2 separate regions of the Homo sapiens genome follow, and region 1 is linked to region 2. Evidence: chromatin loops called from intact Hi-C (ENCODE). Cell type or tissue: Caco-2. All regions are shown on one strand. Each heading gives the region's core, and the rest is flanking DNA. Links, peaks and the distances in the headings are about the cores only.

The links. Peaks named below come from ENCODE experiments on the same cell type or tissue, not always from the same donor. Only the 100,000 strongest peaks of a DNase experiment are listed, where the experiment ranks them.
Region 1: it touches region 2 in a loop (4-fold over the local background); 2 of 110 quality-filtered maps call a loop at or near these places.

Annotation. Positions count from the first base shown.
Region 1 is chr11:107,036,171-107,038,670 of GRCh38, reverse strand. No RefSeq gene overlaps it. Among named protein-coding and RNA genes, the nearest start is that of GUCY1A2, 19 kb to the right of the region's middle. In Caco-2, for the core only: a CTCF peak has its summit at 944 (motif pointing right); no DNase peak of the experiment used is centred there.
Region 2 is chr11:106,464,396-106,469,946 of GRCh38, reverse strand. No RefSeq gene overlaps it. Among named protein-coding and RNA genes, the nearest start is that of LINC02719, 340 kb to the right of the region's middle. In Caco-2, for the core only: no CTCF peak of the experiment used is centred there; DNase peaks (open chromatin) are centred at 1,636, 1,960, 2,296 and 2,936.

The sequences.
Region 1 (2,500 bases), core at 1-2,500, 570 kb before region 2:
TGTGATAAATCAGTACCGGGCAATAGTACTTGAAGTATGCTTATAATTCACATTGATCTTCATACTTAAATTTGCAGGCTACCTTGACACAGATCCAAATAAAAGTATTTTTGTAAATTACTGATGTATCTAATCCAGTGAAATTGAGTTATATGGTCATGTCTGAATAATTCTCATTTTGATAATTTTATAATCGTAATCATGACATTCAGAGTCATATTATGGTCAACTTTCTAAATTAGATTAAAAGAAATATCTATTTTTGGTTACATAGAACAAGTTTCATTTAGTGCTGAAAGGTCAGGCTTAAGACATTTCTAAATGGCACTTCCAAAAACGGCAGCACTGTTACTGCCAAAGGGCAGGTGAAAATGCATTTCCCCATATAATTTTGAATGTTAAAAAAAAGAAAAATCAAAGAAATAAATTCCAATTTAATCTTTTAGCTGAATGTCACTGATCACCATGAATCTTTGTTAAAATGTCTTTGTTAATAGTATTGTAAACTGTCATTTGCTTCAAAATTTTAATGGTTATAGAGATGATAGAACAACATTATTCTGTTCTTTTCAAGTGGTTTGACTTTCCCTAACTAGTTCCCAAAGACAGATTTTGAGCTTTTTTGCTTTTGGTTTGCTGAGGCAGAGGAGAAACGTTACATGAAGGCTTGTGTTACTTAGCACTGGTCTTCTGTGAAAATAACTATTCTGAGAGAAGTGGCTTGTCCAAGGAAACAAAAGTATTTCACAGACTTCTTTGAATGTCTTTATTGTATAGCTAAGGAGTGGGAAACCCTTGACTAACTGGAAATGTAGTCCTCTTAGTCTAGTTTCTTTTGGCTTAAACCTAACTGGAATAGTATCATTTATGCCTATAGTTTCAAAAACACAATCGGACAGTGACAGCCTTTAGTCCAGTTTCCTGGACTACCACAAGATGGGGCTAAATTATAAGTAGACAATGATATTTGTGGTCTATCAGAGCAGGCATTTACCTGATTTTAATTTTGTGATTGTTGCTGCTGCTGTTGTGATGGGAAAATGAGTATGTAACCATCTAAAGCTTACAAACTTTAGTAAGTGAATTTTTTTTTTTTTTTTTTTTTGAGACGGAGTCTTGCTCTGTCGCCCAGGCTGGAGTGCAGTGGCAAAATCTCGGCTCACTGCAAGCTCCGCCTCCTGGGTTCATGCCATTCTAATATTTTTTAAAACAACTCTGGAAGAAGTATTTCTTCTTCCCAAATGATCTACTTTAGTGGGTGTATATATCATTTTTTTCTTGCCCAAATAGCGAGTTTGCCTTTTTGCATTTTAAATTATTGTACTGATTGATTATGTATCTGCATATATGACATAAAATAGTACTTTTAAAAAGATTGGTCTAGCGTTCCATGTGATGAAATACCTCTCTCTAGCCTTTGTTTCTCTCCCCATGTCATAGACATTATCTCTTCTCCTTCTCCTTCTATCTGCCTCCTTTTCATCTGTCTCTCATTTTTATCAGGTAACTGAAATGCTGAGGGTGTTTTTCCATTTTCTATACCTTCTCCTACCTCTATGACTGGGGAACCCTAAGCTAGCATGCTCAGATAGAACTGAAGAAATTCACTGGGTTAGGAGGAATGTGCATCCAAAGAGTTTGAAATCTGGTCTTATGTGCTAAATATTCATAAATATAAAATTATATTGATAATATTTATTTATTCATTAATTGACTATTCACTGAGCACAGACTCTGGACTCAGTGCTATACTAGATATTAAGTATAGATTAGTTAGGACAGAAATGACTTCTTTAGTAATTAGGTTTTTGTAAATGCACAGATAATAAGTTTTCCGTTGACACATTTTGACAAATATATTTACTTGTATACCCAATACCCAAGTTGAGATATAAAACAATTTCATCACCCTAGAAAGTTCTCTATTCACCTTAATCCCATTTCCAGTCAATTCATCCTGCCCACATTCCTATTCCTAGCAACTACTTTTTAAATTTCTATCACAATATGTTAATTTTTCCCCTTCTTAAACTTGATATAAATGGAATTGGCTGTTTTATGTATGGCTTCTATCGCTCAGCAGAGCATTTTTGAAATTTATCCATGTTGTTGAGTATATCAATAGTGTGGCTATTTATAGTGTATTATTTTCTTGTATAATACATCACAGTTTGTTTATTCATTCTATTGATGGATGCTAAAGTCACTTATGATTTTTTACTATTCTGAATAAAAGTGCTATGAACATTCTCATACACATCTTTTTGAAGACATATGCTTTCACTTATTTTATATATAAACCCAAAAATGGAATTGCTGAGTCCTTGTATAGGTGTATTTTTAACTTTATAAGAAATTGCCAAATAGTTTTTGAAAGTAGTTATACAATTTTTACTATAAATAATAATATAAGAAGTTTCCAGTTTGTCCACATACTCAGCAGCATTTCCTATAGTCAGCTTTCATTTTAGCCATTCCAGTGGGTGTAAAGTAGTATTTC
Region 2 (5,551 bases), core at 1,290-3,789:
GTTAATTTTATTATAAATTTATAGGTCCCCAAAATTTCCTATTCTTAAACTTCATCACTTTTGTTCAATTGCCTTGAGATCAAAACAGTGACTACAACAGTCATTCCTAACACTTGGCATTTTGAACAATGCTGCATATTGAACAAACTACAAATGTCGGCAATTTCATAGAGTTTATTTTATTCAGTCCACATGTAGCTAATTTTTTCAGCATAACAATTAGCTACAATTTTGATTACATTCCACATATTTATGCTCTTTGTGTCTTTTCATTGATTTTTCTTTGTTTCAGAACATTTGTTTCATTTTCTAATTTAATGTTGATTAGAGATTAAAGCAATGTGAAAATGTATCATTTCTACTCTGCCAGAAACTAAAGTCTGAATATTTCCTGATTTTTTTCCCCTTAGTGTGAATCATTTATCAGTTTCTCTTAAAGGGCATGTAGTAACTATTTAGATAAAATTCAGTGTGAAACATTTAGAGATTTAGGAAACTCTAGAAGTCTTATCTTCTATACTTAGTTCCTCTTAACATTACAGACTATCAAATAGAAATATCATCGTTAACTTCCATTTCTTTTTGCTTATTTTTTCAATTCATAGGTTTTAAATATTTATATTGATAAAGAATACTAATGCTCTAAAATACTGAGAAAAATACTAAAACATTGGCTGATTACAGCAAGCTTCCTCTGCTACTTAAGTCTCATATCAATAACCAGTTCTAATGAAATTTATTTCAGGCATGTCACAGCACAATAAAAAAAAATTCCATTATTATGCAGTAGCTATGATTATCTGGCTAGAACTTAGTTTGACAGAACGGTTAGCTGGTCAAAAAGAAATGTTTTTGCTCATAATAGTTTTTACTGATTTTCAAAATCTTGACTTCTCTGCCTGCCTTCCTTTCTCCCTACCATTCGTATTTCCTTCAGACCTTTTTTGAATCTCATATATTTACTGGCTAACTGACTTTCTAGATATAAGTTGTGTAGAAAAGAACTCGTTTCCAATGAAAAAACATCCATTTAGTTTGTAAAGAGGCTAACTTAACTCTCAGTTCTCCAAGAGCTCACTCTTCTGAAACTTCCACTCCAGTCAGGGACAAACACCATGCAGCCCCAATGAAACAGCCCACTATGTAGGAACAGACTTAAGCATAATGAATGGAGGCTGGAAAGGGCTGGGAGCAGCTGGACTTTTCATTCTTTTCCTGAGTCTTCCTCTGTTGACAGTGTTCTGACAAATCCCTAGGATGCCACTGGGTTCCCAGGAAAAAAAAAAAAAGCAGAAAAAGAAACTTTTAAATTAGTCCTTTAGTTGGTTTAGTGCACATTAACCACTTGATGATAGTATAAATAGTTGTGAATGAGCAGTGTGTAAGACCGCTGAGCTAGAAGATTTCATATTTTCAGGCAGCCACAAAATAAGTTCTACCAAACAATTAACCCAAAGCTAAATGCGGCAAGAGAAAAATATTTCTAGATGAACGCATTGACTATTCTTTAACTTTCACCCATAGTTAACAGCATTTCATATCACCTCTGCAAACACATCAGAGAAATAATTCTAGTTCGGGAGTCAGAGCCAGCTATTTTTGTAGCTGGAACACCATTTATGCCTCCTTCACAGCATTTATCAACATTGCATTCACATGATTGTTTGGTGACTCACTGCCTCTCCAGACCCTAAGATCTTCAACAAACAGGACCATATTTTGTTATACTGACTGCCTTATCTCCAGTTTTGAGCATAAGCAGGCCAGAAATAAATATTTTTGAATGAGTGAATAGAAGTGTTAATGAAAAGAGTCAAACTCTGTAAAATACTGGAAGAGATTTATTTTGAGCCAACAATGAGTGACCATGCCCCATGGCACAGCCCTCAGAAGGTCCTGAGAACATGTGCCCAAGGTGGTTGGGGTACAGCTTGGTTTTATGCAGTTTAGAGAGATATAAAACTTCAATTAAATACATTTAAGAAATACGTTGGTTTGGTCCAGAAAGGTGGGACAACTTGAAGTGGGGGCTTCCAGCTTATAGACAGATTTACAATTTTTCTAGTTGACAATTGGTTGAGTTTATCTAAAGACCTGGAATTAATAGAAAGGAATGCCTGGGTTAAGATAAAGGATTGTGGAGACCAAAGTTCTTATTTGCAGAGGAAGCCTTCAGGTAGTAGGCTTCAGAGAAAATAGGCTGTAAAAAGTTTCTTATCAGACCTAAAGTATGTGTTGATGTTAATGATGGAGAGGTATAATGAGGCATACCTGATCCCCACTTCCCATCATGGCCTGAACCAGTCCTTCATGTTAAGTTTTAAGAGTGCCCTGGCTGAGGAGGAAGTCCATTCAGGTGGTTGAGGTGGGTGTAGAATTTTATTTTTGGTTTACAGATTAAATAAGTGAGTAAAATATGATTGAGAGGTCAGTCCAAGTCTTAACAATATCCATAGAAAATATGGAATACATGGCAGTTGTTTATCACACAAATAGGAGGGAAGATACACACCAAAAAAATCTATCATCTTCATGCTCATTTGTAATGTGTTGGCAAATATATTAACTTTTATCAAATGTCTTATCCTTAATCAAAACAAATATGTGTTCTCAAAAGCTTCTTTTTCTGTATGTTTGTGTTTTAATACTTAACAGAGGTGCATTAAAAAACCTTAATTATACACAATTTTCTAATTCTGTGTTAATTTATTCAGACATTTCAACATGAGAGCACCTGGATGAATTTTTAAATGAGGGTCCTTGCTTTTCTTCTTCCCTGCCTCCCCCCACCCCGCATAATATCATTGAACTCATCTTTTGTTAATTGCAAACAGTCTCCAATCTATATTGATCCTGGGTTCGTATGTTTACTCAGAAAATAGAAAAACGTGCTCCCACACTGCTGATTGCAATACAAATTAAGCACCAGCTGGGTTTGTGAGTCACTGGTTAAGGATTACTGCAGCCTTATAGCACAGCGTAATTCCAGTGGTGAGATCAATCACGTAAAATAAACACTAAGCATGAGCAGAAGAGTTTTTTTCTGAGGGGTTTCAGAAGTGAGGAAGAAAAGTTGTGAACAAAAATAGAATTGAAGGAGGCCATCTTTAGCTGACCATCACTGCTGTTTTAACTTTCTTGCTTATGAAAGGCTGTTTCTTTTCAAGAGTAATAGAGACACACTCGGTGTGTTAGTGCCATTTGTCTAACTCATGGCAGCCTGTGAGGAACTCAAAAGGGAACATCTGAAGACAAAGCAGCTGACTGGAAGTCTTAGCTCTGCTACTTCCTTGCTCATTTCATGACTCGGAATAACTACTAAGTGCCTTTGAGTCTTATTTAGCCCATTCACCTGTCAGAGCCCAGACCCTGCAACTAGCTGGGTGACCTTGAGTAAATTACTCTCTGTGGCTAAATTAATCATCTGTGACTGTTTCCATACACATAAAATGGGAATACTTAGGCTACCTACCTCAGAATGCTGTTGTGAAAATTAAACAGCATTTCTACAGTACTTGGAACAGAGGCTGGCATGCAATAAACATTCCACACATCACTGTGACTATCATTTCTATAATATTGTTTTTCATGAACAGTTGTATATTCTGCTTGTGCATTGCTTTAAAGTACACCAAAACCTGATGATTGAATTATACAGGCAAAGTTTGGGGCCACAGGTATTTCATCTTCCCCCTCAGCCTTGCTTCATCTACCCTAAGCCTTTTTGAAATATCTTCAGAACCCTGGACCACTGCATTCATTTGCTAGGGCTGACGTAAAAGTACCACAGACTGGGTGACTTAAACACCAGAAATTTATTTTCTTACAGTTCTGGAAGCTAGAAGTCCAAGATCAAGGTGTCGAAGGGGTTGATTTTTTCTGAGGCCTCTCTCCTTGGCTTATAGATGGTTGTCTTCTTCTGGTGTCTTGATATGGTCATTGCTCTGTTCATGTCAATATCCAAATTTCCTCTTCTTAGGACACCTGTTATATTAGACCGGAGCCAGCCCTAAGAACCTCGCTTGAACTTAATGACTTATCTAAAGACCTTATCTCCAAATACATTCTGAGACTGGGGATTAGGACTTCAACATATGGATAGGGATGGGACATGTTAGGCCACAACAACCTAAACCCAGTTTAGCTATCAGTCCCCAATCTCTGTAAGAAAAAAGTCCTAACAAGCATTGAGTTCTTTTCCTGCTATTTGTCTCTTGGCAGGGGACCGATGTAGTAGAATAAGCTCAACCATTGTTAATGGCACAGAGAACCCCATCCTGCAAGGATCTATTGTTCCCCGTAAGCATATTTCAATACCCTGAAGCCAAGTGTGGAAGAAATTAAATAGAAAAATTAAGTTCATCTTGCCACAATCAATAGGGGTGCGTTCTGACACAACCACCTACCCCATCAAGGTCATCATTCCCCAGACAAGTTTCCAGGGCCCAGGAACCAGACCTTGGAGTCAGAGGCTTGCTTAGGATTTCACATTTCCCCCACGTCCTCTGGAAGCAAGCTCACTAGTGCCTAGAAAATGACAAATCTAACTGATCACACATAGACTGGCCCTTTATGTGAGGGCATTTGCTTCTGTGAGATTTAGATGAGCCCAGTTGGAGTTGTTCGCCCATGGTTTCTCCTACTTCTTCCAGATGTGGCCTTGGCCTCAGCCATGCCTTGCTACTGCCACTTCATCTTTGCTGTCTCTTTGGGGGTTCTTGGTTTCTACCACCGTGCTGCCGTGGAGCTGCTCCTCACTCCCGTCAGGAAAATGCTGAAACCCTTAGCAGTGTTTCTCATTAAGTTTCACTCTCAAAGACAGAAAAACTCATCCCTAAGTTTTACACCCAGGAAGCTTAGCTGAGTGGAATTTTATCCCATCTTTCTGAGCACCCTGTCTTCTCATGATGCAAAAGGCCTAAGTACCACTCTAGAAGCATCCTGGCCATCTCTGCAGAAGCCTAGTTAGCAGTAGCTAGCTCAGTATTACATAGGTGTATGCATTCTACAAATATGATTCACCTAAATTTCCTATCTGGGAAGGTGTGGGATACAATGAGTAAAAAAAAAAATAGGCTTTAGGTTAAAATGACTAGTTAAATTCCTCTTCCCTTGCATTCCTTTTTTGACAAGTCATTGTTAAGAGCCTACTATGTGCTCTGCAGCTGTGATCTTAAGTAAATTTTTTGCACATCAGTTTTTTAATCTACAAAATGAAATAATAATTGCTACCTTGTAGCATTCTCAGAATTAAATGGCCTAATGTATGCAAAGACCTTGGAATATATAGTAGCTACTCAATAAATGGTAACTAGTATTATTTTCAGGTTAATGGAGAGTGACAGCAAATAGACCTGTAGTACTTTGTGATGGACATGACATTTTATCAGCACTGCCCTTTATGCCATTTTAGTGAGGTCTTCTTTTGTCAGGTTCCCTCAAACACTCCTCCTTCATTCATTCAATATGCAGAGTTTATGTGAGTGTCAACTCTGTCCTAGGCACAGCACCAGGCCCAAGGAATACAAGAGTGAACAAAAAATGCATAGTT